Linked DNA regions of Homo sapiens: region 1 is linked to region 2. Evidence: read pairs that join two places in POLR2A ChIA-PET (ENCODE). Cell type or tissue: OCI-LY7. All regions are shown on one strand. Links, peaks and the distances in the headings refer to the core of each region. The heading gives the core; the rest is flanking DNA.

The links. Peaks named below come from ENCODE experiments on the same cell type or tissue, not always from the same donor. Only the 100,000 strongest peaks of a DNase experiment are listed, where the experiment ranks them.
Region 1: POLR2A ChIA-PET joins it to region 2 with 10 read pairs; 5 of 35 experiments call an interaction of 5 or more read pairs at or near these places.

The regions. Positions count from the first base shown.
Region 1 is chr10:125,847,634-125,863,357 of GRCh38, forward strand. DHX32 (DEAH-box helicase 32 (putative)) reads right to left here. Exons shown (of 11, transcript NM_018180.3): 3 at 11,970-12,342; 4 at 6,328-6,570; 5 at 4,910-5,009; 6 at 4,660-4,818. It also overlaps a transcript of BCCIP not described here. Among named protein-coding and RNA genes, the nearest start is that of DHX32, 26 kb to the right of the region's middle. RefSeq lists a silencer at 5,738-5,917. In OCI-LY7, for the core only: no CTCF peak of the experiment used is centred there; no DNase peak of the experiment used is centred there.
Region 2 is chr10:125,791,081-125,806,804 of GRCh38, forward strand. UROS (uroporphyrinogen III synthase) reads right to left here. Exons shown (of 10, transcript NM_000375.3): 7 at 6,985-7,065; 8 at 5,023-5,108; 9 at 3,800-3,898. Among named protein-coding and RNA genes, the nearest start is that of MIR4484, 21 kb to the right of the region's middle. In OCI-LY7, for the core only: no CTCF peak of the experiment used is centred there; a DNase peak (open chromatin) is centred at 4,861; H3K4me3 peaks cover 530 bases; H3K27ac peaks cover 2,395 bases.

The sequences.
Region 1 (15,724 bases), core at 3,392-11,391, 60 kb after region 2:
CTCGTTACATGTGCACTTTATTTTTATTATTATTACATTGTAATATATAATGAAATAATTATACAACTCATCATAGTGTAGAATCAGTGGGAGCCCTGAGCTTGTTTTCCTGTAACTAGACGGTCCCATCTGGGGGTGATGGGAGACAGTGACAGATCATCAGGCATTAGATTCTCATAAGGAGCGGGCAGCCTAGATCCCTGGCATGTGCAGTTCATAATAGGGTTCGAGCTCCTACGAGAATCCAGTGCTGCCACTGATCTGACAGGAGGTGGAGCTCAGGCAGTAATGCTCGCTTGCCCCCCACTCACCTCCTGCTGTCCGGCCCAGTTCCTAACAGGCCACGAACTGGTACCCATCACTGCCTAGGGGTTGGGGACCCCTGCATTAATGTATATACACATTTACATAAATGGACAGAGAAAAATGCAGTTATCACTTAGGAGGGCTGAAGGAGCAAATGAAGCTTCTGTTTCTGATTTATTTTAGGGTTGGGACTTGGGCATTGTGTAAAAGAGTCCACAGGGGGAGAAACTGAAGAATGAAGAGATGGTGTAGACCCTAAGACTCTACAATGTCTAGGGCCTCTGGGGAATAGCATTAAGAGTTGGCTCTGAAGAGGACAGGGAGGAAAGGCTTCTGCTTCACTTAATTTCACAGGGACATGTTCCCAAAACCTGGCATTTGCCTAACTCCTACTCCTTTACACTGTACATGGCAATTTTGCATAAACATCTCATTTGTACCTCTAAATAACCCCAGGATACAAGAGGGCAGACACTCTACCCTAATTTTACAGATGAGAAAAAGACAAGTGGCTTGCCAAAGCCACATGGCCACCCAGCTGTTTTGTCATATGTAAAGTGAGGTTTTGAACTTGGGCCTTCCACCGGCAGTGTTGAACCTGGCACCTGGCATGCTCTGCCAGCACAGCTGATGCTGGACTCCCAAGTCCAGTGCTGTTGCTGTTATCTGCCATGGCTCTTCCTGGCTCCGGCCCATCTCAGAGGCAATCTGGTGATGTCTCCTAATAACTGAGGGTCATTATCTGCTTCTCACACCCATTAAAACTGCTCTTTCTAGGACCCTCTGCAGCTCAGGGCCCCTGTGGTGCAGAGCTCAGGTAGGAGTCACTCAGACGATGACTGTGCTATAGCATTTACTATACACCAGTCACTTTTCTAAGGGGCATGCATATGTTAACTAATTTATCTTAATAACTCTATGAACCAATTGCTTTGATTATCCTCATATTCAGATAAATGAAGTGAAGCAATGAGAGTCCTAATTTACTGAATAATACCCCACTAGCAAATGATGGGGCCAGGCTTGGAGCCCTGGCAGCCTGGCCCAAGAGCCTGTGCCTTTTGGCATAGTCCCCTCAATATGGGGACCATCTACCCCAGTTTACCCAGGGCAGTATCTGTTTCCACCTTTCATCCCAGCTTAATCATTAATAGCATTCATGCCCCTGTCCCATGAAGTTCACAGGGACATGGTCAGTTTGTCTGAATTCATCGCAAAATAAACAGGTTCCATTAAGTTAAATTGCTGTTTTGTTTTGTTTTGTTAGCAGGGAGGGGTCACTCCTGCTGAGCCACAGCCATCTTTCCGCCTGCACTGTTGCACGCAAAAACATATCAACTTAAATGATAAGCCATATAGTTCCCAGGCCCACAAGAGCCTAAAGGGCTTCAGGAGCCAAAAGTACTTCCATTCTGGGCCCTTTAAAACCTCTCCTGGATTTTGTTTTCACTTTCTGTAACATTATTTACTTTATTGTTTCCAAGATCCTCACACACTGGCCCTGGAAAGTTGTTTTGGCATGTTTGCGTCTCTTTTTCACACCCCCTCATCTGAGTATAGTAGTAACTTTTGTGTAGCCTTTAAACAGATAATAGTGTAACCTTCATTAACTTAAAAACCTAGGCTGTGGCCTCCTGACAGTCATGCTAGAATATTTGCTCGACTCTCTGGGCTGTTTGGGCAGTGCCAGTCCTGCCGGTAGGTGTCAGGCACTGCGGCAGAGCTATGGGGAGGGCCACATGTGAGGGCCGTTGGCAGCCTGCTTCCTCCCATTCTCCTCTTAGTACATGTAAATGTTATATATAGTATAGTAAATGTTACGTTAACATTTAAAGATCATTTTGTAAATTCCAAAGCCAAATCTTGAGTTTCCAAGTGATTTACAAACAAGCGCATATACTTCTCTAGTATTCTTACAAACTGGGCTTTTAGTGTGGTAAATACTATTCCAGAAGGTCTTGATGAATTGGTTTAGGAATCCTCTGGTGAAAGATCTGCACCATCACAACAGATGACACCACTGTAGAATCTTTTGTTTCTCTTTTGAACCAGGGTCTTGCTCTGTCACCCTGTCTGAAGTACAGTAGCACGATCATAGCTCACTGCAACCTTGAACCCTGGACTCAAGTGATCCTCCTGACTCAGCTTCCCAAACAGCTAGTACTACAGGCGTATGCCACCACACCTGGCTCATTAAAAAAAAAAAAAAAAAAAATTTGTAGAGATGGGGTCTTGTTATATTGCCCAGGCTGGTCTTGAATTCCTGGCCCTCAAGCAGTTCTCCCACCTCAGCCTCCCAAGGTGCCAGGATTACAGGTGTGAGCCACCATGCCCAGCCCTGCAGAATCTTTAATTCCTCTTTTCACCAGAGCCATCCCTGGCCTCTGCAGCCTTTGACTTTCTTTTCTTTCTTTCTTTTTTTTTTTTTTTTTTTTGAGACAGAGTTTTGCTCTTGTTGCCCAGGCTGCAGTGCAATGGCGCAATCTTGGTTCACCGCAACCTCCACCTCCTGAGTTCAAGTGATTCTCCTGCCTCAGCCTCCCAAGTAGCTGGGATTACAGGCATGCACTACCATGCCCGGCTAATTTTGTTTTTAGTAGAGACGAGATTTCACCACGTTGGTCAGGCTGGTCTTGAACTCCTGACCTGAGGTGATCCACCCACCTCGGCCTCCCAAAATGCTGGGATTAGAGGCGTGAGCCACTGTGCCCAGCAACTTTATTTTCTTCCTGCATTTTCCCCTGTTTTCATGAGGCGTTGCCTTATCTAACGTGCCATGCCTGTTTGTGTTTGGGTTCACTTTTCTTTTCATAATCCAAAGAATCATAGATCATACCAAAGCCAGTCATCTGGCTACTACCAAAATGAGTTCTGCCTCTGAATACAAAGATGACCTCTGGTGTAGTCTGGTACCTTTTGGCTAGTTTTTCTCCAAATTTCTATCTAGGTACCACTGCCTTCCCAGGGTAGCGGCAGTCTCAGGCCATCTGTTTCCACTGAAGTGGTCAGCTGGTCCTGAGGCCTCCTACCCCAATGGACAGTGACTGTGTCATTCAGGATGGAGGTCAATTGTCAGGCAGCCAAGGAAGAAAAATACAACTGATTTTTTAAAAAGAGGTCCAGATCAGGGGAATTCAATTAACAGCCTGTAGCCTAGTTATGCCAAATTCATTTTCACATGGTTCATGCATCCTGAAAAGGGTAACTAGTTTGCTGGATTTGCATATTTCAATTATAAGTTGAATTAAATGCAGCAGCTGCGAGCATCTTTTTCTTTTTTTGCTTCCAAAACAATGAGTCAGAATTAATCCACAGTTATATTTTCCCCAAGCACAGCAGAAAAGTTATGTGTGTATTGTCAGGAGACAAAAATAAATTGTTACCCTAACCCTTTTGTCCCCCAGTTATCAGCTTTAAGCCTCATGGAATGAGCAGCACAGAGGGTGACTATTGAGAGAACACAGTGAGATAGTTTGCTTTTAAAAATCCTTGACATCACCAAGCCTTCCTTTTCTTCTCCCTGCATTTCTAGTCCACCAAACATCTACTACCCTGAGCAAGAAGATGCCTAGGAAATCAACAGGTGGTGATTCCTGGGCTTATGAGATGAACAGTGGGACTGGAAGAGCAATTTTCAAAAATGAAACCTATCTTGTTGGGGCTCAGGACACACCACCCCAAAATATGACTGGAGGAGACTAGAATATGCCACCCCAAAATATACTTCTCTGGCATATTTTGAGCTGGTTATTCTGAGAAACTGCAGACATAGGACTAGCTCTGAAAAGCTGTCACTTTGTAAAAGAAATCTACATCTACAAAGGAAATCTACATTAATAAGTGTGGTGGCTTGCACCTGTGGTCCCAGCTATTTGGGAAGCTGTGGTGGGAGGATCACTTGAGCCTGTGAGGTGGAGGTTGCAGTGAGCTATGATCACGCCACTGTACTCCAGTTTGAGCAACAGAGCAAGACCCTGTCTCAAAAAAAAAAAAAAAAAAAAAGAAAAGAAAAAAGGACAATTCAAGCTGCTGAGAATTCTTCTTTCTGCTGATTCACCCTTACGCTTCCATACTCCACATTACCCAGCTCCTTAAGCCCAGTTCCCCTGTGCTGCAGTGTCCAACAGCAGACACATTTCTCGTGTCAGAACAGTTATTTCCTAGAGGTTTGTGGGGTTTTAAAAATTACCTTCAGAGAATGTTTACCTCTAGCAGGAAAATGCTTCAGTCCAAACCAACGCCCCCTCCATGCTTGTGTGCATTGCTGCGCATCATGTGAACTCAGGACAGAGAATGGGCAGGAGAAGGTGAATCTCAGCCTAATGCCTGGCTGACATGGGAGCATAAGGCTACCTGGTCTGTTCATGAAGTCACAGTGGCCTAGGCCCGCAATGTCTATCCTCTTCATAAAAAGCACCATGCTTGTTAGGTTGGCTTCCTGCATTTCTGCTGGCTTCAGTGGCGTCATGTCTTTGGAGGCAAATTCTTCAGTGTACAGGCAGAAAAATTTTCCTAAAAGACACCAAGAAAAATGGCTTTAATATTTCTGGGTTGCCTGCATACAAGAATTGACAACATTTAGTATTTGTGTCCACAGCACTACCTGAAGAAGATGAGCCAAGAATCTGCTTGCGTATCTCTGCCTGGCTCTGGCTGATGGGCTGCATGACGAGCGAGTTTGCTCTTATTCTCGGGTTGTACACCTTTAAATGGAAAGACAGCATCATTAGCGTCAGATAAGTCATGATTCAGTAGGCTCACTGATCCTGAAGAGAATATGCTGCGCAGTACTTTACTCCATGAAATGCACTGCCACAGACTCATTTTCTTTGCACGATATTTATTATTGTTTCACTTGCCTTGAGATGGAAACTGCAAGTGCTTTGATAAATGGATTTAAAGGTTGTCTGCTTTCATTGTGGCTTCAATAACTATGAGACCTTTGTGTCATCTGCTGAAATACTAGCACTGTCACTTCTCAAAGCACTGTACTGGTGAATGATAACATATGCTCATATGTCACACAGAGAAAGGGTTCTCACCTGATAGTGCCATGTTTCTTTATAGTTTTGTTCAAATCAACCAGGATCTTGGTGGTCTCACCTTTACAACACATACTGAGAGTTCCAATCATAACAGCTAATACAGAAACTGCGTATGGCACTAACAATGATTTTCCTTACAGGTGGTTCACGGGGGCAAGTGACAGCCCTGGTTTCTCTGAAGGCTGGACTAATTCAATCAAGATCAACTCTAAGTGATTTCCAGGGAACCTTCATGACTGTTGGAATTGCTCTGTCATAATAAGTCAGGGATATTTAGGAGGCTCATAGTCTCCTGGAGGGATAAAACATCTCGGCACCTAGTAATGGTAAATTAGTCAATATTTGTTAGTTTCGTTTGAGATCTCAAATGTTAGGATTTTCTGAAGTCTCAGTGTCTTTCAGAGTTTGAGATACCTTGTTTTCATTTTTTCTAATTTTTAATTTAAAAGTAATAAAGAATATTTTGTAATGATTAGGATGAAAATTTTATCGTCAATTATAAGCCAAAATTTGCTAAAATTAAAGTCAGTATACTTGAAACAAGTTTCTAGTAAGTTCTCTGGGGTAAGATACTAATTACTCTGATAAAGGGGCTATCAAAAAAATCCAGTAAATTGTTCATAAGAAGAGATCAGTTTAAGAGTCAAACAATTTGCTTTGCTAGTACCTTAGCTAAAGAAAAAATACTATTAAAGATGACTATCACCTTTATGCTCTAGTAGTTGAGTCTTCCCTCAAAACTTTCTCCTTTGGCAGCTCAATCAATTTAATTCATTTCCAAACCTCCAACATGCTAATGGAATCAAGACTTTTGTTACTGGCTGCAATAATTCTTCTTTGCACTCATGACCAAATTCAACGAATCCCCAGGTCACATAGTTCATCCTCACTTCCTGATCAGTAAAATGGTAGGAAACTGAGAAACTAGTGCTTGACAACGATCAGCAGTCTGTTTAGCCTACTCAATAATAATTACCTTTCTTCTTTCCACACCCACATCGATAACAAATCTGACTGAGTTGCTCCAGATCAAAAACTCTCCAGAGCTAGTAGTTAACACCACTCTTCTTTGATAAACTTGGCATCTTTTTTCTGTTTCATCGAGTGGCTTGAACAATGAACATTTCTCTTTTGGATACAAAGGAACAACCACCAGTTCTCCAAGATCTGGGTTTAGGTTAGATCCTTGATAGACAGTTTCACAGACTTTCTCAATATCCTAAAGAAAAAAAAACCCATGAAAATAAAATACAATGCAAACAACATCACTATTAAAAAAATGTCTGAATTACAAAAAATTTTAGGCAATACTACGTAACAGATACAGGGAAAGAAATCCCTGTGTTGCTGCCTACATGTATCTTTAAATAAGTAAAGATGCACCTAAATGAGAAAACGTCTTTGGGGAAGTTAAATATAATTTATATTGTTTTCCCATTTAATTTTGTTAGATTTCACTAAAAATCTAAGTAAAAAAGATGACTTCCCACAACTGCCATAGTTTTTACAGCTCAATTCCATTCTCTAGGTCTCTAGCTTATGTCTCTTTCCTTTCCATACCATTTGTAGAATGGGATTGAATTAACTCAAGGGTTTTGTAGGAAGACAGATCCATCTAGAAAAATAGCAAGGTATCACAGGTCACTGAGAACTAGGTGAGCTGTGCTCGTTTCCTGGTCTGCTAAGTGGCTCCCAGGAAGCTGGGCAGAGGCCGCTCCAGGGGGTCCCACATCAGCTGGTACACAGGTACGGTCCCTTGCTTGCACTTCCTTTTTCCACATATAATTGAATTACTTGGGGCAGATTTTTTACCAAGCAAACAGCATGGCTGTTGATCCTAATGAGTGAAAACTTGCCAATTGGAATAATGAGAACAAAACGTTTTCTCCATTCTTATAATTCTGATTACTTCATTTTACTCCACATATTAAGGAAGGATTGTTTAGAAATTAAAAGGAAGGCCAGGAGTGGTGGCTCACGCCTGTAATCCCAGCACTTTGGGAGGCTGAGGCGGGCGGATCATGAAGTCAAGAGATTGGGACCATCCTGGCCAACATGGTGAAACCCTGTCTACTAAAAATACAAAAATTAGCTGGGCATGATGGCATGCGTCTGTAGTCCCAGCTACTCACAAGGCTGAGGCAGGAGAATCACTTGAACCCGGGAGACAGAGGTTGCAGCGAGCCGAGATCGTGCCACTGCACTCCAGCCTGGCAACAGAGTGAGACTCCGTCTCAAAAAAAAAAAAAAAAGAAATTAAAAGGAAAAGAATGAGTACTTGAGCTGAGCTGCATCCCCTGAACCTGGCTGCTGCTTGGCCTTAGGAGGACACGCATTCATTCCTCCCAGATGAGTCCATCAAGCAAGCTTCTCACTGGTGCAACTTAACAGCTAACCTGGATTTGGAAAGGGGTATTTGATTCCAGCAGCCCATTCATGAGCAATTTCCTATCAAGATAAACTGTTTTTTTTTTTTTTTTTTGAGATGGAGTCTCGCTCTGTTGCCCAGGCTGGAGTGCAGTGGCCCGATCTCAGCTCACTGCAAGCTCTGCCTCTCAGGTTCATGCCATTCTCCTGCCTCAGCCTCCCGAGTAGCTGGGACTACAGGTGCCCACCACCATGGCCGGCTAATTTTTTTTGTATTTTTAGTAGAGACGGGGCTTCACCGTGTTAGCCAGGATGGTCTCGATCTCCTGACCTCATGATCTGCCTGCCTTGGCCTCCCAAAGTGCTGGGATTACAGGCGTAAGCCACCGCACCTGGCCCAAGATAAACTTTTTATTGCACTGAAATATTTACTTTTATTCTCCTAGAAGATGTGGGAAAAATAATTATGGCCACTAATTCTTTATTTGGTTCTAGCTGCTAAAACTTTTTAGTCATAGGTGAATTCTTCGGTCTAATGCTCTCTCACTGAGCTATTTTGGCTGTCTTGTAAGTTGGTTCTAATGTTGAATTTTGTTCCAAATGGCAATAAAAAAGAATTTTTAAAATCTTCAGAAGGGAAAAAGCAGAGCAAAACAGAAATAGATAAATAGTTTAGGCTCCTCAAGCACAGCTGATACAGGGCTTTAAGGCCATAATCTGCAGAATTTGGGGCAGAAAAGCTTTAAAAAATGTGCATCTGGTACTTCAGACATTTTGTTTATTCATTTCCTTGATTCTTATTCAATGTATGTGGTTTATTTACATACGCATAACTTTCCTATAACTACCTGCACAGTTACGGAAAACAGCAACACCCACTGAAGGACGATATCTAGCAGACATCTAGCTCACCAAAAATGAAAGAAGATCCACAACTGCATAAAACATTTCCCAGGAAAACCTCCAACCTAAAAACACCTTTGTGATAGTTTATTACTGTACAGTAATCTGGCTACATATTATCGTAAATCTCAATGTATGTTTTCTGCTTATTTCATATTTTGTCTTCCGGTTAAAAGACAGCTAGGTGATAGGAAACAACACGCTAAACATTCAGGGCTCTAAGTCTCAATTAAGTGCCAAGACACAGGGCAGCCTGTGAATCACAGAGATTAATTCACAGCAGGTGTGGTGCTAGGCAAGTGGCTGGAGAAAATGTGACACACCTAAGGCAAATGCACTGCCGTTTCACCAAAATGTTTGAGAATATTTCTGTAATTTAAAACATACTTCTTAATATAAAAAATGGCAGGGCTGGGTGCAGTGGCTCATGCCTATAATCCCAGCACTTTGGGAGGCCAAGACAGGAGAACTGCTTGAGGCCAGGAGTTCAAGACCAGCCTGGGCAACATAGTTAGACCCCGTCTCTACCAAAAAAAAAACAAAAAACAAAAACTAGCTGGGCATACTGGTGCACACCTGTAATCCCAGCTACTTTGAAGGCTGAAGAGGTAGATGGCTTGAGCCCAGGAGTTCGAGGTCACACTGAGCCAAGATCACACCACTGCACTCCAGCCTAGGCAACATAGTGAGGTCCTGTCTCTAAGTAAATAAATACAAATTTTAAATGACAATTAATACATTTGTATTAGACTGGTTGAGTTTGTTTTCACATGATATTTAAGTGCTACGGTAGGTTTTAAAGCTTTATATAGAAATCAAGAAAGCATCAAATAGCATGGGGGGAAATGATCAATAGCTGTTAGCACTGATTTCGGTGCAAGACAAATCTTTCCAAGACACAAATCCCAATCCATAAGAGATGAGAATCTTAATGAGGGATCCTGACAAAAATAGTAAAAAAGAAAAGTCCATCAGTATACTGAATGGTGTTCTGCTTGTTAGGCAGTAGATGGGGTAAGGAAAACCAGATAACACCTGTGGAATCCAAGGCTGAAGCAGGAGAAAGAAACCTGGTGCCCAGGTAAAGTCTGCTGAAGCCAGCCCAATGTCAGTGGCTGGCTTGCTGCCCCACCCACAGGGCAGGTCGGCTGTTGAGCCCCTGAACAATGAGGAGCTCACCTTTAGAGGGTCCAGTGCTCCGCCTGGGTCACAGAGGCTCAGAATTACAAAATCCTCTGGTAGCTTTCATGGCACTCTCACTTTAAGACTGCAAGACTGATGGTTTCTTAATAGGAATGCCTTTCCAGCCTGCCTTCAGGGGAAATTACATACCTCTCCAAGTCCTGTGGCATTTACAGTTTCTACTACCAGCCTGGATAATGATGCATGTTCTAAAGTTGACAGTTCAAAAGTCACTCTACAATTAATTATAGTTTATATTAAACTTATAAGAATCATGTACTCTAAGACCATCTGCACCTCAGTTCTGTTATGAGCTTTATTTTCCAAGATCCAAAATCCATTTCCAAATCCATTTAGGAATTTTTGCTTACCCTGACTTGAAGGATTACACCCATCCTATCAGTCTTAATTGCATTTTTTTCTTGCAGAAATGTATATCCTGGTTTTTTTTTTTTAATTTTTCATTTTTTTTTTTTTTCTAGAGACAGGGTCTTGCTCTGTCACCCAGGCTGGAGTGCAGTGGTGCAATCATAGCTCACTGCAGCCTCAAACTCCTTAGTTCAAGCAATCCTCCCACCTCAGCTTCCTGAGTAGGTGGGACTACAGGCCTGAGCCACCATGCCTGGCTAATTTTTTAATTTTTTTGTTGAGATAGGGTCCTGCTATGTTGTCAAGGCTGGTCTCAACCTCCTGGCCTCACGTGATCCTCCCGCCTCAGCCTCCCAAAGTGCTGTCATTACAGGTGTGAGCCACAGTGCCCGGCCTACGTCCTGTTTTTCACCTGGCAATTCTGACTCTCAAATATATTAGATTTGCCATTCTTCCCTTCCTTAGGCTTCATCTGTTTACACTGAGAACCTCCAACTGTTTTCATAAATCCTATGTCTCCGTAATCATTTTATTATTTTCCTCAGGACTTTCTTGAATATCTTGAATCATGCAGGATGAGATGATAACAGAATAAATCACTGTAATAGGCAGATTTGCTATTCAAGAGAATGTATATCATATACATACAAAAAATGATAAATATGCAGTCATATTGAGGTTCTAGAAACAGATACATTTAAGAAAACTAAAGTTCCCAAAGCCAGAAGGAGCTGTCATCCTTTATGCTTTGAGTATAAAATAGAATAAATACTTCTGAAAGTGTTTCTGAAATATGTGGATGTTCAAGAAAAGGCTCTGACAGACAGCTGAGCCACTTATCTGTTCAGCTGTGGCTCAGCCTACATCAAATAATTTCCTTTTTGGTTTCTGTTTAATGAGTAGAACCACTACATATATGGGTCATGGTCTAAAAACTCATGCTTCTCCTCTCTGTGGGAGAAGACAGGGAAAAAAGGCCAGGCAATTAGTCTCCATGAAGAGAGGTCTAATTCTGGAGATCCTGGAGGCTTTTAGATTCAGCCAACAGAGTAGTGGGGAAAGAAATAGGGCCAGTGTAGCTGCAATTTAAAAAAAAAATGCAACCCCAAATGGTACCTTGGCTGTCTAAAAGCAGTAACAGAATGGAAATGATGCTTGATTGCACATTTCCAGTCATTCTTTTAAAGAGATGTTTTAAAGAAATCTGAGTTAAAGGTTTTTTTTTTTGTTTGTTTGTTTGTTTTTTTTTTTTTTTTTTAATCTTTTAAGAATGGAGCCCCAGTCCAGGGAGATGACCTTTTCGGGTGGGCTATATTTTCTGCCCATACTCCACTGACTATCACAGGACTGCTTGTGGGAAATGTTGTGTTACTTAACTCTATGGTGAGTGCTTAGGTAATAGTCCTGATCTCCAACAAACACACCTGCTCACAGGGAGGCAGTGGAGAATGTCAGGGGAGTCGGCATGCACCTACTGTACCAAGAGACAATTCACAGCAAGCATAAATAGAGCCAGCTGTGCCTTTGGGGCAGCCACTCTCTGGCCTGAGCCTGCTGGAGGGAAGTTGGCTCTGGAGATCATGTCTAGAGACTCCTCACCCATATTTTGTTTTCAGAACTGCATGTGATTTTAGAAACACTTCCTGTTCTCCTTTCAGCACAGGTTTTATTTAATGAGGTGTGATGAAACCAAATATTTAAACAGTTAATTAGCAAACTGAAACCTGTATGTTAGTTATTAAAAGCTTCCCAAATGAAATACCTTATTACTGTAAGGTTAGAGTATCACTTACTTACTTGTTCACAGGCCAGAAAGACTACAATGTCACCTTTCTCACCCGAGTGGTGAATTTCAAAGATAAGGCGTAAAATAGACTCAAAAGAATCCTTTTGAGCCTCACTAAGGTACACAACCTCCACAGGGTGTTTATTTTTCACTTCTATGACAGGCACGTTTCCATAATAAGAATTGAGTTTGCTGATCAGGTGAGGTGAGGAGTTAATTATGAGCTTCAGTTCTGGTCTTGCTAGTAAAACATCTTTAAGAAGTCCAAGTAACACATCAGTTGCAATGCTTCTTTCATGAATATCATCTAAGATGATGACCCCATAGCTACCCAAAAAAGGATTGGACATCATTTCTCTTTGCAGCATATCATCAGTACAATACCTATAAAGAAGAAACATTAAAGTTAGAATATTCTTATGCTAACTCATGCAAAAAACTTCCTAACAAGAAAAATGCCTTTCCTATATTCATTTCTCTAAATCAGTAACTCTAAATTTTTACTGGGGCCAAAATTCCTTTAAGTTGATACAATCTACAGAATTATAGCACAAAAAAACACAGATAAACAAGATTTATACCCAGTTTGTATATGTTCATGGACTGCCCCCTACAAAGACCATTCTGAACCCTAAGTTAAAGACCTCTGCCTAAATGTTTATTACAAATATTAATAAAAGCCTGCATCTAACTTTTGTTCTGAGCTTTATACATAAAAAGTAGTATCATAAAACACCCTGGTCAATTTTTCCTCTCGAATTCATCAATGAAAGAATTTTGAGTAAAATTATACACTTTTCAAGGAAAGGATACAAGAATAACCATCCTGGCTCAGGCTCATGGTCCTGCTAGCCCACTGTTAGGACAGACACTATTATTGGTGATTCACTGTGAGAGATGATATCATTAAGATGTCATCCAAATAATAAGCAAACAGAAGGATCTAAAAAGTAACCACCTATTTAAGGGCAGCATGAAAACTGGCTAGAATTCCTGGAGTGGGGAGAGGTCATTAGTGATTTTAATGGGCTTTTCCCATACTTCTTGGGATGATTTTTTAAAATTAAAATAACCACCTATTAGTCACTAAGCTTAATGAAAATAACTTTCTGACACTATTTACATATTTACCTGTATTACTGCTTGAAGAAACCAATCCCATTTTTTTTTTTTTTTTTTTTTGAGATAGAGTCTCGCTCTGTCGCCCAGGCTGGAGTGCAGTGGCGCAATCTCGGCTCACTGCAAGCTCCGCCTCCCGGGTTCACGCCATTCTGCCTCAGCCTCCAGAGTAGCTGGGACTACAGGCGCCCGCCACCACGCCTGGCTAATTTTTTGTATTTTTAGTAGAGACAAGATTTCACCGTGTTAGCCAGGATGGTCTCGATCTCCTGACCTTGTGATCCAGCCACCTTGGCCTCCCAAAGTGCTGGGATTACAGGCGTGAGCCACCGCGCCCGGCCCCAATCCCATATGTTTTTTACCCATTTAAGGTATTTACTTTTATTTATTCTTGTACATGGCAATTCTGAGATTGCTATCCTTCGACAGGCCTGCCTGCAAGGTTAGCCCTTGGCTAGCATTTGGGAACTTAGATTTGGGGAGGGTCCTCACCATTCCCAGAACTGATAAAGAGTAGTTTGCCCCGCCTGTAATCCCAGCACTTTGGGAGGCCGAGGCAGGCGGATCACAAGGTCAGGATATCGAGACCATCCTGGCTAACGCGGTGAAACCCCGTCTCTACTAAAAATACAAAAAATTAGCCGGGAGTAGTGGCGGGCGCCTGTAGTACCAGCTACCCGGGAGGCTGAGGCAGGAGAATGGCGTGAACTGGAGAGGCGGAGCTTGCAGTGAGCCGAGATTGCGCCAGGGCACTCCAGCCTGGGCGACAGAGCGAGACTCCCCCAGAAAAGAGTAGTTTGCTGTGCCTGAACCATTTGTACAGGCAATATGTTTTACGCTGCACATGTGCTTTCCTTCTGGGAGTCTGGAATTTTGAAACATACTAGGCAGAGGGTGCCTCTACGGCCAGCCCTCAATAAAAACCCTGGGCACTGAGCCTGAGTTTCCCTGGTAGGGCACCATTTCACGAGCTGTGAATGAAGTGCACGGTTTGTGACTTCACTGGGCGAGAGCTCGTGAGCTTGCGCCTGGGTTCCTGTAAACTTCGTCCCATCCACTATTTCCCTTTGCTGATGTTGCTTTGTATCTTTTCAATGCAATAAACCTTAGTTATATGTAAATAATATGCTGAATCCCATGAACCTTTCTAGCAAATCACTGAACCCGGGGGTAGTCTTGGGGATCTTGACACAGTCCTCAATTAACCTCTTTCAAGGAAAAAAAAAAAAAGGAAGTAAACAAACATCTATTAAGCACCTAGTGTGAGCCAGTCACTAAGCTGGTGTATATGTTTCTCATTTAATCTTCAGAATAAATCTTCAAAGTAGATATTGCTATCCCATTACTATGACTCATTTATAAATGAGAAAACTGAAGGTCAGAAAAATTCAGTACCCTGCCCAAGGTCACAAAGCCAGGTAGAGAGTCAAGATTTAAACCCAGATAGTTGTTCTATCTGTTGTCACTGTCAAATTATAACGATTGCTTCCTTGGCCTTGTAGTTTTGGTGATAAAAGTCCATGTTCTTCCTCTCTGGATCTTTATGAGATCAAAGTGTATGCCCTCTGCCTTTCTTTTCATACAGGTTCTCATCCTGTGTCTTTCAAATGAGCAGTGATAAATTGATGATTCCTTTCCTCAAACTTAGAAAATAAAGCATCTTGAATACTATAGTATTATACTTTGTGCAAGATGCCAACAGATGCATTGAAATCTAGTTTTCAATTTTTTTTTTTTTGCTGAGGCTAATTAGAGATTTAATTTCTAATGTTATCTCTGTTTCCTTTTCAGCAAAACTCACCTAAGCACTGATCTTATAGGAAGTAATGCTGCCCCATAAGATTGAGGAGGTTTATGTGTTATGTAAATACATCTAGGCTTAATTAAAAAAAAGAGAAGATGCTAACTTATTAAAAACTCCAGCAGACTCATCCAGCAAGGCCTAGCCTTACAGATGATTATATAAGGGAATTGTGAAGGCTCAATCCTAAAACTTACTATACAAACCCACATTTTTCTGCAGTCCCACCTACTTGGGAGGCTGAGGTGGGAGATCACTCCAGCCCAGGAGGAGTCCCACATTACAGTGAGCTATGATCCCACAACTGCATCCCAGTCTGTGCAATGTGAGCAAGGCTCCAACTCAAAACAAAGCAAAAAAAAAAACTACTTTTTTTCTATATAACACAAAGATATGTTTCTGAACTTTATGGTAATGAGATATTGTGTGTATGATACTTTAAAAAGTGCTGTTAACTAATAAGTACGTAAAAAAAATAGATACACTACCAAGGTTTCAGGAAATGCAGTTTATATCTTTAAATTAAGGCTAAATTTCTAAAAGCTAAGACTATAATAAAATAAAGTTTTATTAATATTTATATTTTATAAAATTATATAATTGAGTTTAACCTTAATGAAAATTTGAGAATTTTCCAGTTCTAAAAACAGAAAAGACCACCATTTGACACTATGAGTCACTTCTATGAGATATCTTGATATGTAGTTCCTAAAGACTATTTTAGGTATATAATATTCAGGTATTCACTGTTTCAAAAAAGGCCAGAGAAAAGCTTAAAGAAGAACAAAGTTGTTACATATAGCATCCAAAAAATAGTAGTAGGCTTAAAGACAGTTTACTAATTGC
Region 2 (15,724 bases), core at 142-8,141:
GACACCATCTCAAAAAAAAAAAAAAAATTGTATTCAGAATAAGGAATTCTGGCAATTCAACAATAAAACGACAAATAACCTGGGTTAAAAGTAGGCAAAGGATTTGAATAGATATCTCTTTAAAGAAGATATAAAAATGACTAACAAACACATAAAAAGATGCTCAACACTGTTAGTCATTAGGGAAATCGAAATCAAATACATGCTGAGAAACCACTTCAGACCCACAAGGATGGCCATAATCAGAGACAGAAAAATAAGGACATGGAGGATATGGAGAAACTGGAACCCTTACACATTGCTAGTGACAATGCAAAATGGCACAACCACTTTGGAAAATAGCAGTAATTCGACCGAACGTTAAAGTTACCTTAGATCTAGTAAATCTACTCCTAGATATACACCCAAGAGAAATGAAAATGTATGTCCACACAGAAAATTGTATTTGAATGTTTAGCATTATTTAATAGCCTGAAAGTGGAAAACAATCCAAATATCCATCAACTAGTGAATGGGTAAATAAAACGGTCCTCAGCATGTACTATTATTTGGCACTAAAAAGGGATGAAGTACTGGTACCAGCTACAGCATGGATGAACCTTGAAAACACTATGCTAGTGAAAAGAGTCAGTTACAAAAGACCACATACTGTATGATTCTATTAATATGAGATGTCCGGAATAGGTAAATCCATGGAGATGAAAAACAGTTGAGTGGTTGCCAAGGAGTGGGAGGAATGAGGGAATGAGGGGTGGCTGCGAATGGGTACCGGGTTTCTCTTTGGGGTGATGATATGTCCTGGAACTAGACAGTGGTGATGGTTGCACAAATCTGTGACTCTCATAAAAATCATGTTAAAGTTTACATATTGGGCTGGGCGTGGTGGCTCACACCTGTAATCCCTACATTTTGGGAGGCCAAGGTGGGAAGATTACTTGAGGCCAGGAGTTTGAGATCAGCCTAGGCAACACAGTGAGACCCCATCTCTAAAAAAATAAAAAAAAAATTTTTAAGTTTACATATTAAAATCATAAAAAGTAAATTTTATGGTTTGTGAATTACATCTCAATAAAGCTATTTAAAAATTTGAAAAAAAGAAACTCCCTGGGACTGGGAACCAGCAAATGGCAAACATGACTGTAGTCCTAGAGCAGGGGTATCAACAGTTTGGTGAAACAGCAGCTTTTTCACAGGAGCCTTTCACTCCTGTGTCAATGAATGCTCACATGATGCTGCCCCACAGAGCAGCAGTCTTCCCCAGGCCAGGCGAGGGGGCCCAGCATCAACGTTCTTTCTCCATCCCTGGCACAAACTGGACGTGAGTGCACCAGCCTGGCTTTGGGGGCAGCAGCCACGTTCACAGCCTGGCTCTGCCACTGTGGCTAGTGAGCACTAGGTGTGAAGATACCCACCTCACAGGCTGCAAGGGCATTTTGCTGTACACAGGAAATTCAGCTGCTGCCATTAGTGTGGTGGTGGTGATTACGAATCTGCTTACCTACTGCTTTGCAGTGACATCTCTGTGGCATTTATAGACAAGTGCGTGGTCTTCCCAAGTCAATGGATAAGTAGCAAGTTCAGGTCGGAAGTCACCCCCTTTGATCTTTTGTGGTGCGCCTGCATGTTGTGCAATGCTGTACAAACAGTGGGCCCTACAGGGACTCCTGGGGAGGGAGGACAGTAGCAAATCTGAGGCTGAGCTGAGACAGAAAAGCCTAACTACCAACTCACGGGCTAGGACTGTGTCCTCTGTGAACCTTGAAAGCACCTCACTATCCAGCGCCAAGTCCCAGTGTCGAGGGACAACTCACAACCCACACACAGTGCCTTCGTGGCCCCCAAGCAGTCCATAGTCACTGTGAGCAAGGCCAGCTCTGTCACTTTCTCCTCCTCAGCAATGGCAGAGGTGTTAACTACTGGCAGGCAGGGTAATCAATCACTGTAGTAAGAGGCGAGGGGGCTACTGAGAGCTCCTCAGAGTGTCTGGAGGGCTGCAGAAATGGGTGTGACAGATACAGGATAGGAACACGCACTCAGCCCCCAGCTGCCATGGGTGTGGACAATGCAGGCAGCAGTCTATTCAGAAAGGCCTGAGTTCTTGGTTCAGATGCTGAGTATCCATTTGTGCTTTTAAATATGCTCACTTTGAAAGAAGATAGAGTATAAATCTTTTGTTCTTCCTCTAGGCAAACACTAAGAAGCTTGGGGAAAACTGTGTTAGGCTTATACCACCAGGCATCTCACAGCATTGTGTGACTTGGGGGTGGGTGGGTGGGGTGGAGGTGGGGACTCCTCCTACAGGCCCAGGGGAGAGGCAGCAGGGCACAGAGGGACAAGAACCAGAGCAGGACCAGCACCGTGACCCATCCTGACCTGCAATATGACGTAAGCGCTGGTCATATGGACCAGTTGCCATGCTAAGCACTTTATGGGTCCTATCTCTTTAATTTTTCTTTTTCTTTCTTTTTTTCTTTTATGGGGCAGGTACGGAGTTTCACTCTTGTCACCCAGGCTGGAGTGCCGTGGCGCGATCTCGGCTCACTGCAACCTCAGTCTCCAGGGTTCAAGCGATTCTCCTGTCTCAGCCTCCCATGTAGCTGGGATTATAGGCGCATGCCACCATGCCCAGCTAATTTTTATATTTTTAGTAAAGACGGGGTTTTCATCATATTGGACAGGCTGGTCTGGAACACCTGACCTCAGGTGATCCGCCTGAGGCCTCCCAAAGTGCTGGGATTCCAGGTGGGAGCCACAGCGCCCGGCCTCTCTCTAATCTTTCTAACCACAAGATTCAGATATTGTTTTTCTTCCTCGGTGACCTGTGTGAGTCCTGGGCCTTCTAGGAACTCAAAACATGACTTTGGCAAGTTGTTTCACCTCTCTAGCCCTCAGTGTCCTCACCTGTAATGAGGAACACTGACCTCTTTTTCTGGATACCCACCACTGGACTGGTGTGAGAATTGTATCAGTTACTGCCCAGAAGTGCATCAACTGCTCAGCAGCTCCTGAGACCATGGCAAGGCATCACCATGGCTGACAATGTGGAATCAGTCTTCCCAGGTTCAACTGCAGCTCTTCCTTCTCAGCAGTGTGACCTACAGACAGGCCATATGATGTCTCTGAGCCCCGTGCTCCATCTTTAAAACTGGGAGAGCGGTGCATACTCCCCACATGAGATGCACCTGTGAGAAGGCAGGTGAAGCCTTTTGCTCTTCCTGACTGCAGTGAGTGGCAGTGTCTGTCCTTGGGCTCTGGGTCACATCCTGCACCCTCTCCTCAGTCCCTCTGGAGCCAGTTCAAGGGTGTTTCTATTACAGACACAAGAGTTGTGGTTATTTGTAGACTCATAATAAATACAGTCCCTAGTAAGTGAGAATGTAAACCCTTTAAAAGATATGAAAAAGGTGACTGCTTTTAGAATAGACAATAATGGCAAACATAAGATGGGGGAAAGGAAGGAAAGGATGTTAACACCTGTACCAAGCCCTGAGCTAATTCAGGACTTTACTCAAATTCCCTCATGTAATCCTGAGACTCATCCTAAGCAGGGAAGACCATACACATGTCTATGAAAGCCACAGAGAGACAATTATCCCCATGCTGCAAGTGAGGAAACGGGCTGGGAGAAGGTGAGCAATCTGTGCAACAGCCCAGCAGGAGGTAGAGCTGCCCTTCCAATTCTAAGGCACCTGCTAGGCCAGGGGTGTCTCACTTGACATTGAAGCCCTAGGATAATTCATAAAGATTAAAAAAAAAAAAAAGAATCTGAAAAAGACCAAAAGCTCATTGAATAACTTACCTTAATTTGATCGATATTGTCACCAGATAACTCCTGAATGTGCTTGAGACTGTATGTGAGGCCAGAGGGACTAAAAAATGTGATGCTGGCTGGAACCCCCTGTGGGGAACAGAAAACAAGATCAGTCCTTGCCATGAGACTGAGGAGAGACAACATTCCTCCGGCTTCATCCGCATCAAGACCTCAAGCCACAGGCCACCAAGGCGGTTTTAGCACAGGAGTGGTTCCCGGCTGATGCTGGCATCCTCTGCTCCAGTGAGGCAGGATTCTGGTAGGGAACTGTTGGAAAGAGCAGGCTGCCATCAGAAAGCTGGTGCTGCCCCAGGTCTGTGTCTGCCTGGCCAGAGGACATGGGCATCCCGGAGCTCATGTGCCCAGCAGCCTAGACAATGCCTCTAGCTCCTGTGGTCATACGGCACTGATCACATGAGGCAGTGGTGTGAGGCAGTGCTGGCTCCCTGTCAATGCTCCCTCCCTCTGGAAGCAGAGCAAGCAGACAAGCCTGCCTGGCCTTTTTGCATTTGGTTTGTCCTATCAGGCCCTCCCAATACCAGGCAAGACATTCAGAAGCTTGCCCTGGGAGAGGAAAGGGAGGTGTTTTACTGCATATAAATGCTGAAGACATCAAGGAACTCAAGCAAGAGCTATCCATTCTCCTGCCTGAGTCCTCCAACAGTCCCCACGGACTCCCAAATTCAATCCAGACTCCTTGGTGGCCACTGTCAGCTCTTCCCACTATGGGCTCAGCCTCCCTCTCCAGTGTCTGCCCCTCCAGCTCCACCAGCATCCCCGTATGATGAATAGCAATGATAACATCAAGGCCACTATTTACCTCAGGGTTGTATGTATCTTCGATGCTGTACAAAAAGCTTTGCGTAAATTATCTCCTTTAACCCCTATAAAAACTTACCACTTCCTCAAAGTCACCACATTAATCTCTCCAAAGAGGGAGATTTCATAGACCACCTACTACAAGCACCTCTTACCGAAATCACTGATTTCAAACCAGCTTGCAATAGACATTTCATGAAACAACCACAAAATTGTTTCCATTCCTAATTCTAGAATCCCAGACCAACTATGTGACAGGAAAAGGCATGCAGGTGACAGCTGGGGACAGTGAAACCACATATAGAACCAACATCTATCAGCTCGTGCCCTTCACCCTCTGCTTCCCCACCTGGGCACCCACCCTGCCAGAACCGCCCCCAAACGCCACGTACCTGCTGGGAATAGTAGCTGTTCAGGTTCCCTTGGATTCCTGGGTGTGCAACTGTCTGATACACAGTTATGCTTTCCATGGCAATCCCTGGGCACAATCAAAAGCAGGAAAGACTTTACCGCACTGGGCACACAATGGGGCCTCCACCACTTCACAGCACAGTTGGTGAAACCTCCCAATACAGCACCACCCTCCTGGAACGAGCTGCTTGGAAGCTGAGAGGCCAGACTCAGCAGAGAGGCCTTGAACAGTCCTCTGCAGCCTGCTAAACGCTGTGGAGTGGTCCGGTGGAAGAGGAGGCTGAGACGGCAGAAAAAGAACAAAGGCCCAGAAACCAAAGCCTTCATTTGTACCCAGAATGCCTTTTGTTCCCAGGCTTATGTAGGTTTGTCCACACAAGGCCGTCCCTAGTCACTCCATGGATCCCACACAGACTGGTTGCATGACACCAGCAAGTGTAGGAAGGGCAGCTCTTGGGAGAGGCCTGGAGTCCAGATCCCCGGCTGCACTCCAGCTGTGCCTCCACATGGCCACGCGTCCCCTCTCTGGGCCTCAGTGTGTCCACTTGTACAAGAACTGATTAAGCCGTGGACTTTCCCACATTCCTCCCTGTGCCATTCAGCGACTCTGAATATTCCCAGGGGTTTTCAGGGCTGGTGATGAGGCGCTAGGCACTGAAGGGACTCACGCAATTTCAGTCAGATATTGACTTATGAGGGGCAGCCAGATGGTAGGTGAAAAGTAGTGAAAACTCAGGCTTCTGAAAATAAAATGGGAAACTCTCTCAGAAGAAATGATAACTTCAGCATAAAACAGCAACCTATTGCCATTTCATATCCCTGAAAACTAAAGAAATAAACTGAAGTATCAAACCTCTGATTTATATATTATTTCTTTAAGGGTAACTGAGACCAAGCTTTCTCTTATTTTATCCTGGTATTTTCTTGTTCCCGAAAAGCTAATGATTTTGCTGATCTTATTACCTAATGTCCTCTGCCTTTATTCCTGGTAGCTTTAGAAGACAGATGATATGGGTAGAAGGGATACGATCTAGCTCCATTTTAATACGGGGGGAAAGTTACAAGGTCTAAGGTCATCCTGGGTCACACTGCTCATGTGGACTATTAGAGCTTCAAAACCCTGGGAGAGACAGTAACAGTCATAGTTCCATGGAGAGCTTGCCTTTGGAGAACAAGGTGTCATGCTACATGATCTCTGAACACCTCTATGAGGCAGGTACCATGGTTATGTACAGATAACCATATTTCACAGATAAGGATACTGATGCACAGAGAGATTACATCACTTACCTTCATTCACATAGCTAATAAACAGCAAGAGGGAGAATTCAAATCTGTTTTTATCTCATCCGAAAGCTGGTACTCCAAACCACTGATAGACTTTGCTCCCAGACTAACTATGTGACAGCAAAAGGTGCGCAGGTGACAGCTAAGACATCTGCATCGAGGACGGCAGCATGCTTCAGAGGCAAGAACTGGTTTCTAGGTGCTGACAGTCTTGGGAGCCACGGCAGGTGGAGCTGGAGGGGCAGGTGGAGCTTGTGTGGCTCGGCTGGAGGGTGCTGCATGCTATTATAAGATCGGCTACATTTGTAGACTTTCTTCTACATGTGGAACCAATTCTATGGTTTGTCACCTCAGTTATCTGCCCAGGGGCCACCTCCACATCTCGATCTCCTGTCCTCTTGGTGAAGGACTGGAGACACACTGTGTGCTCCTAGCTTGAGCTAACAAGCTGGGAAGAGTGGATCCAAAGAAAGGAAAGTGCAGACTGCACGTCCACTCTTCCCATGAGCATGGTCTCTGTGTCTCCTGGCCTGGCTTATCCAACCCAGCCCTGCTCTCCCTTGTGTGCTCTCTGCAGGGCCACCCACTTCTATCACTGCAAAGGCTCCTGGTGGATCCCAAAGTGGTAAGGGATGCAGTCAAAGCATTCTACTCGCCTTTGTCCTTGAGCGCTTTTGGCAGGATTTCTCTTTTGAGGTTTCCACAGGGAAATAGAAGAGGCAGTGCTGAGGACTCCCCTGTGAATAAATAACCAGGCTTTGTGAAAACTCAGGGCCAGTGCCTGTGCACAGGGGAATGGGGAGGGGCAGCTTTGGGAAGGGGGAAGCAGCCCTGGGCTCCAGGCCTGGCTCTGCTTCTAGGACTCAGTTTCAGCATCTGTAAACAGGAAGAGCACCTGCTACCTTGCCGAACTTGAAGGGTTGTTATATGAAGATCATAAGAGGTAATGTGTGTGGAGGTGCTCAGAAAATGAACATCCACACAAACAAGTTAGCCACATTCTTTTAACTCCTTCTGATCCTGAAGTGACTCCCTAGCCTGCAGTCACTATTTAGAAGGCAGACTTTGCACCTTAACTAAGTCAGGAAGGTGAAGATCAGGCCTGGTGCTGACTGGCACTGGGGCAAACATTTTCTACCTTTAAAGAGGCTCCAGATGAGCCAGGGCTCATGCTCAGGAGGCAGCCGGTAACCGGCAGCCAGGAGTGGCTCTGCAGCCACCCCCAACAAAGACAAGCTCACTGCCCACTCCTCTTCTAGCCACACCAACAGCCACTAGGCCAAGTGCCAAAAGGCGAATGCACAGGCCTTAGAGAGAGAAGCCTGCTAAGAACGGCCTGCCTCTCCTTTCACCACAACCTCTGCTCCCAGCATCTCCACTCTGGGAAGACTTAAGGGCATTTTCAGCCCTTAACTCTTTGCAGAATAGTGAGGACAGCATAGGATTTGAATGCCAATTTGCAACAATACTGTCCAAAAAAGCTGATAAGTTGTCAAATGCCAGAATCTTCCCCAAATGTGAAAACACAGCATTTTAGTAGAACCAGCCATTACCCCCCACATCCATCCGTAAGACATAAGAAATTTTAATGGGCGTTATTCATACACATTGTATATTTTCTCACATCCTTATGATCTCTCTGATCACATCTTCTCTGGTGACTACAACGAGAGGAAGGAGCAAAACAACCCCTTTCCATCCAGTACCACCTCTAGCAAGCAGCAGCCAAACAACAGGAATAACTGCAGGCCACTTAATTTCAAGTGTATAAAGGCTACATACTGGTGAATGTTTTCTTTATTTAAACTGCTCTGTAAATATCTGTACCAACATAAAATAAAATAATGAATTGGGAGATTGTTAAATTCGTTAATAGATGCCTGCTGATTTCTCTCTTCCAGTGCGAGGAAATGTTTTCATGCTCTGCATCCCTAGAGACATATTTTCAAAGCCATGTTCAGAGGCAATTTTCTTCCCCGTTTCTGTGTGTCTATGTGTGTGTTGGGGAATGCAGGGTGGAAGATGTTAGGGGCCAAAGCTCTTCCTGGGGATCCAGTAAGAGAACTACAGTCCAGTTTTTCAGCAAGCCCAGCCCCACAGGTGTGCGAGGGGCCTTGGAAAGAGTCAGGAATCTTCCCTTGGCAGCACCTCTTGTGAGGGTCCAGTGGAGTCCTGAGCTGCTCATTCTTATCTCTGACTCACAAGGCTGGGCCGAAGGGGTACGCGGCTCCCTGAGGGCAGCTGCTTGTCTCTATCTCTCCACCACCTGTGCCTTGCAGAGAGCTTGGCTCTGCAGGCACACAGGGCCCACAAATGTCCAACCAGCTCAGCTGACTTCACTGAAAAGGCACCACCCTGTCAGCAGAAAGGAGAAAATTGAAAATGTCCTGGCTGAGTCCTCCTTTGCTGGTGAGGAGAGATCTACAACTACATGTCCTGAAAACTAGCCCACTTCAAAAAGCCAAAGACAAAGGAGTTATTCCCTTTTGGAATATGCTTAATGCCTGGGGATTTATCTTCAGCCCCAACAGGCCAATGGGATGGTTAAGGCTGACACAGAGATAGTGAACTGTGGAGCTCAAAGGCTCTGCTCTCCGTTCGTTTAACAGGAAGAAGGCCTGGAATTCTGGGCTGTCCGGGCTGATGATGAGTAATAACACTGAAAATCCTAACACAGTATTATTATTACGCAGCTCAGGAGGGGGCTTGATAAAGTCACTGCAGGCAATTAAGAAAATGATGATACAAGCAGGAGGCAGACAAATGCCTAGGCAGATAGGGAAGGGTCCCCGGTGAGACCTCACCTTCAAGCCCAGAACAGCCTGAAGTCTGAAAGACCAGATTGCTGGTCCCAGATGAAACCAGCGACCCAGGGGCAGAACGTCTGCCCGTTTGTCTGCCCTTTCCCAATTGATTCTTTCCGAATAATGCCTTTTAACCAATCAAATGTTGCCTTTTCCGATACTACCTATGGTTTACCTGGGCATCCTCGTGTGCGTGCTGGGGGAACGGGGCGGAGTCACTAGGATTCGCACCTTACGCAGGGGAGGAGCCTGGCCTCATCAGCTCATGTGTGGTACCCCTGGTATTCAATAATGAGGGAGAAACCTGCTTGGAGAATCCCTCTCTTTGTTGAGAGCTTTTCTTTCTTTCTTTCTTTTTTTTTTTTTTGTGACGGAGTCTCACTCTTTCACCCAGGCTGGAGTGCAGTGGTGCAATCTCAGCTCACTACAACCTCTGCCTCCTGGGCTCATGCAATTCTCCTGCCTCAGCCTCCTGAGTAGCTGGGATTACAGACGCGGCCACCAAGCCCAGGTAATTTTTGTATTTTTAGTAGAGATGGGGTTTCACCATGTTGGCCAGAACTCCTGACCTGGTCTCAAACTCCTGACTTCAGGTGATCCACCTGCCTCGGCCTCCCAAAGTGCTGGGATTACAGGAGTGAGCCACTGCGCCCAGCTGAGGGCTTTCCTTTCACTTAATAAGTTCTGCCCTTCTCACCCTTCAATGTGTCCACATGCCTAATTTTTCCTGGTCATGAGACAAGAACCCAGATTTAGCTGAATTAAGGAGCAAAAAGTCCTGCATCAATGACACTGACTTTTTAAAATGTCATCTTACTGAAGGACGTGCACACATCTGTAGAACAGTAACAACTTCCAAGTTAACAATGACTTCCCCCTCTCGGGCACTGCCATGAGAATCAGTTCGAGCAGACAGTGGGCGCCTGAGTGCTGATAATAAGGATGAGGAGGCTGATCGGAGGAATGGAAGAAAAGCCCAGTAAGTGTGCCAGGCTGCAGAGATTTTCCCAATCCAGGAGGACATTTCAAATAAACTGCAGTGCAATCTTTCTGCCCACACAGTTTCTCTCTCTTTTCAAAAGTTATACTGTATTCTACCTTTTACCATTTAGTGTGTAATTACTTTCCCATTAGAGGAGATATCTGGGAAAGAAGGAGAATCTATCAGAACAATGAGTTATCAGATTAAATGGATTAATAGCTTTAAGCACTTACAATAGTGCCTGTCACAAAGTAGTTAAGTGTTAACTAAAATAAATAGGCATAGCTATGAATTGGCCTGTTTACTACAAGCATTAGAGGTAGATTTTTAGCTTTTAAAATCAGGCATCAAAGTTTACTGAGAAAGAAAAATCATTAATGCCTTGGTAAAGCCAAGGTGAAGGTCCTTATTAGCAGTCAACATGGATTTTTATTTGGATATTCTAATTGCAAATGGAAGATTTATTAGGACCCATAGATATGCTGGTAATAAATTAGAGGAAATGGCAGAAGTTTGCAAAGAATGCAGACCAGTATTCTCCCAGATAAGGTCAGAATATGTTAATATCTATCCAACCAAGCCTTGAGTCAGTTAACTGAAACACCAATGTGATCACTCAGAAGTGACATTGATCTCTTCTGTCTTGTGTTTGCAAAGCAGGGACACCAGCCTGATGGTTCTGGGTCTTCTAATGAACAACGACTCAGAGGTTCACTTCTGTCTCCTTACAAACAAACTGTGGGTACAGCTCAATGTCTTCACTGAAAACAGGCAGGAGCCACCTATTCTATTAAAGAGCTAATTGTCAGCCACCCATAGAAATAATTACTATTCTTTGTAGAACTTAATCCCACAAGCAATGTCAAGATCTACCATTTACATTTATTTCTACATTTTTAAAAGAAGGGCTTTGATACCATTTATGCGGTGATGATGACTCTCTAGAAACAACATTAGAAACAAAAAGCCTGGAGCCAGACAAGACCCATCTGCATCCTGTACCAGGAACCCCTGGAGCGAACCCTCCACACTGATGTGTGGCTCCATGACCTGAGGAGCGATCCCATGGGGCTGGGGCCACATGGCACGGGGCCCAACCAGTGCTCTCTGATCCGGAAAGCTGGAACAACTGTCTGTGGCTTCCCTGCAGCTATTTCAACACCTGGCTGAATAAAAGAGAGTCACTGCCTGTCTAGGCTGCTGTTAAAGAAAATGACCCCCAGCAATCCAGTCTGGAACATTCCACAGAAAGCAACACGTTGGCCATCAGGCCTTTTCCTTTCAGTTGCTTAGCCTCAGATGCTCTTTGAATTGGCCTCCAGAGGGCTTCTCCACACTGGTGCATGGAGAGGCCTCTTCCGAGAACACCATGTGGCACAAGTGGCCAGAGAAGCACAGGGCCAACCGTCTTTACTAGCAGCAAATGGTGAACACTTTCTACCACAGATTACAGTCTCCTGAACTGTATGTTTTTAGCTTGAAAATGTCTCACAGTGCTGGCTCATGAAACATTCTAGAGAAAGCCTAGCAGTATCTCTTTAGGTACAGCCCAGGTAGGGAGGGTAGGTCTGAGATGGCACGAACTCCCAGCGGTACAGACTGAGGCATCTGTGCGAGGCCCTGTGCGCTCCTGGAGATGAGTTGAGGTCAGGAGGTCCCAGCAGCCCCTTTCCCTTGGGGCTCAGGCTGGCCTCACCCTCAGGGGCTTTCCCCACCGCCTTGCCACCAAGGATGCGGCTAAACCCCAGATATTACTCCAATGATTCATCAGCATAAGGGCACGTCCAAACCCACTTTCTTCACTTCAAAAGATTCCTTTGACTTCTTCACCTGAGGGAAGAGAAATGAGCATATTTTGGACTTGGACTAAGTATCTTTTAGAAGCACACAGAGCAAGGGAGACAGGAAGAGCTTTGGAGTCAGCCAGTCCTAGGCTTGAGCCCCAGCCTACCACTATTAGCTCTGTTCCTTATGGACAAGTTTTCCCTCTCTGAGCTCAGTTTCTTCATGAGCAAAAGCAGGTCTAGTAATCGTTCCCATGTCACAGCTCAGTACCACAATATGTCAGACAATTAAAGGCATGCACAAAATGCCAATGTATGTCAGACTCATAACGGGCCCTCAAACTCCCTGATAGCATTTCTGTTATGCCCCCAGAGCCTCCAGGACCCCGTGGAAGCTGCCTGCCAGCAAGCCCTGGAGCACACTGAGCTGTGGGAAGACGGCTCCTTCAAGGCAAGACCTGCCACAGCACCCCAGGCCCTGCTCTTAGACTGCGATGGCTCTGTAGGTTTTAAAGAATGCTCTTTTTACTTAAGGGATAAATTTCAGAGACACTCCTAAAAAGTCCCAGGAACAAGAGAACTGGGTCCTAATCCAGTGACTGCCTTTTGGGCCCAATCCTGGCTGTACCTAGTGATGCCCGCTAAGAGGGAGCAGGCAGTGTTGTGTTCCCGTCTAGGCCTGGGGAGGACCAATCCAGCCTGAGTCTGACCCGCAGGGGCTGATGTAAGGCCCCGTGCCTCAGGGCTCCGGTCAACTCTCAGAGGCTACTCAGTGCTCCCCAGCTTGCCACCCACTGCCCCTGCCATGCTGTACTCTCCAGGAAAACCCTCTCCTTCCACGTCTCTGCTCAGTGGCTCCCTCTGAGTGGGAGGGCTTGGCCATGGCTACTGCCTGAGGGAGGGCCTGCCCTTCTCTGTGGAGAGGAGGCCATGCCTTTTGTACAGACTTTCCTGAAGACCTCTGCCTTCTTTTGGACACCCTGACATGACACTGTGATACAAGAGGAAATATTTCGTTTTCCTCCCTGTTCCAGGCACAGAGCTTCTGAAACTCTTGGAACTTCCCATTAGAGGTGAGAGGAGCATCTTTTGTTATTCATGATAAACCCCTTTTAACCATACTGGAGTTTATGCTAATGAGGTGACTGGTGGTGGCCCCTAGAAAGCTTCAGGATGGGGGCTGAAGGCCACACAGAGGATCACAACCATGTGATCAAAGGGTTGGAGATGGAGCTAGTCACCAGGGGTCAATGATTTAATCAATGGTGCCTACATAATGGAACCTCCATAAAACCCCTCAACTATGAGTTTATAGAGCTTCTGGGTTGGTGAACACATCCATGTGCCAGGAGGGTGGCGCACCCCAACTCCATGGGGGAAGAAGCTCCTGTGTACTCAGGACCCTTCCAGACCTCTTCATCTGGCTGTTTATCTGTGTCCTTGTTATCTCCTTTATAAAAATCAGTACACATAAGTGTTTCCCTGAGTTCTGTGAGCCATTCTAGCAAATTACTGAACCTGAGTAGGGAGTCGTGAGAACTCCTGACTTGTAGCCAACTTGGACAGAGGTCCCTCAGCATCCAATACTTGTATCTAAAGTGGGGGACAGTTTGCTAAGACTGAGCCCTTAAAGCTGTGGGGTCTGGGTTAATTCTGGGTAATGTCAAAATTAAGTTGTAGGACACCCAGCTGTTATCTGGAGCATTGGAGAATTGGTCATTGATATGAGGAAAAACCCCACCTATTTGGTATCCTGAGTGTTTTACAGGTAGAAACAGGTATCTTAATAGCAGGCCCACCATACAAAAACTGTTCATACCTCTTCTGGTCACTTAATCCACCCTGCCTTATCACGGTTACTGATGTATATGTTCCCCACCCTACCCCACCTCCAGCCCCAGCTAGGCTGGGAACTTCCAGAAGACAGGAATGGAGTTAAACTCCTCTTCAGTCCCAACGCCCTGCAAAGGGCCTGGCACACAGGTGCTCCTGGGTAAACATCTGCCGAACCATATTGAACTGACTTGTTCTCCTGTGATGTGGGAAGCAATATGGGGGGTGGGGCAAGAGAGGCGTCAGTCAATGCATTAATACCTGAAAGCCATGTCCGAGCCGATGAACGCACATCCACTGAACTAAGGAGTGCACAGGCTCAGGATTGCCAAGTGGCCGAAACACTCTGGGACTACAGCTTATTCATCTGAGTGGCCAGAAAAGGCCCGTGTAGTTCCTCTAAACCGGAGGCTCCTTAAGCCTCTGCCCACCAGATTCAAACACAGAGTCAAGCACACTTACGTCTTCATCCCTGCAGGAGCCCCAGTCACTGTAAATCAGAGTGGATGGAGGTGCTTGGCCAGCATCTCCTTGAGAGCAGGTCGGCATGGAGCAGATGCCAGTCAGGCCTCTGAATGTGACAGGCCATGGGATGAGCAGTGGCCTTGCTGTGCTGAGTGTGAATTCCAGCCTGCCACTTCATAGCTTGTGACCTTGGACAAGATCTGGGCCTTGGACCCCCAAGAGTCTCTATAGCAGCACAGTCAGAAAGAACTTTTGGTGATGATGGGAATGTTCTGTGTGGTCCAATTTGGTGCCACTGGCCACAGTGACAAGTGAGCTTGTGAAATGTGCCCAGTGTGACTGAAGAACTAAATTTTCAATTGTATTTAATTTCAATTAATTTACATTTACATTTAAATAGCCGTATGTGGCTAGTGGCTACTGTACTGGCCAGCACAGCTTGCAGTGGACACGATTCTGACTTCATGGGGTGATGGTGAAGATTAAATGACATCATACAGGCCACGTGTCTATGTACCCGAGACACGCTGGGCACTCAGTAAATGCTAGTCTTCAACGTTAACACCGAGCATGTAGTGACTCAGGAAAGGTACAACGAAGTTATTTTTAAAAGAAATTAGAAAAGAGAAAAAAGGAGAATTGGAGAACTTGGAAAGGATCCACTGAGCCCAGCAGTATCTCTGCTGTTCCCTGACTGCTCACTGCCGCCCCCAACCCAGACGACTCTGTCAGGGGCCTAATTAAGCTCCAGGGATCCTCAGACCACAGTGTAGAAAAAGACGCAGGACTTTCTCTAGAACAAGCTCCCAGTAACACAAAGAAAAATATAAGCTAGAGAACCTTCAGGCAACAGCAATGACTTACGGCAGGAAGACTTGTAAGTAATGCCTTATAAGACGTTAGTGTACAAGTTTGCACGTCAAGAAAGGCCAACATCACCTTTAGGAGTATTTTTTTTAAATAACATAAATACTTTGTTTTACCAGAAACAAAACCATCTATCACTGTTTCAGAAGCCATAAAGAGACCTATTTAAGGTATACTCTCTCCCTATACCACTCATCCTGATCTCACCACCCAAGGGCCAAGGCATATACCCCTCTCCTGGGACCACCTTAGAGGAAACTCTCAGCTGTCAGCAGTTCATCTGACCCTGGCCTCCCAGCTCAGCAGACACTCAAGCAATTTTAGAAAGGGGTCAGAAAACTCTAGCCTGGGGTCAAAGCCAAGCCCATTGTTTGTTTATTTCCTATGGCTGCTCTCATGCTTCTGTTGCAGAGATTAGTAGTTCTGACAGACCATTTGCCTGCAAAGCCCAAAATATCCTTAACAGATGAAGTTTGCCAGCTCATGATCTCTAGGAAAGCCTGGATTTCCTCCTCTTCAGCAATCTAAGATAAGATAGTTCTACTTCATGCTCTCATGGGGGTGTATGATCTTACACCTACAGCAGAGGAGTCAAATGACAAGGGTGTAAGAGCTTGCGGTTGTACTGGACATTCAGGGAACAGAGAGGAAGGGAGATGCA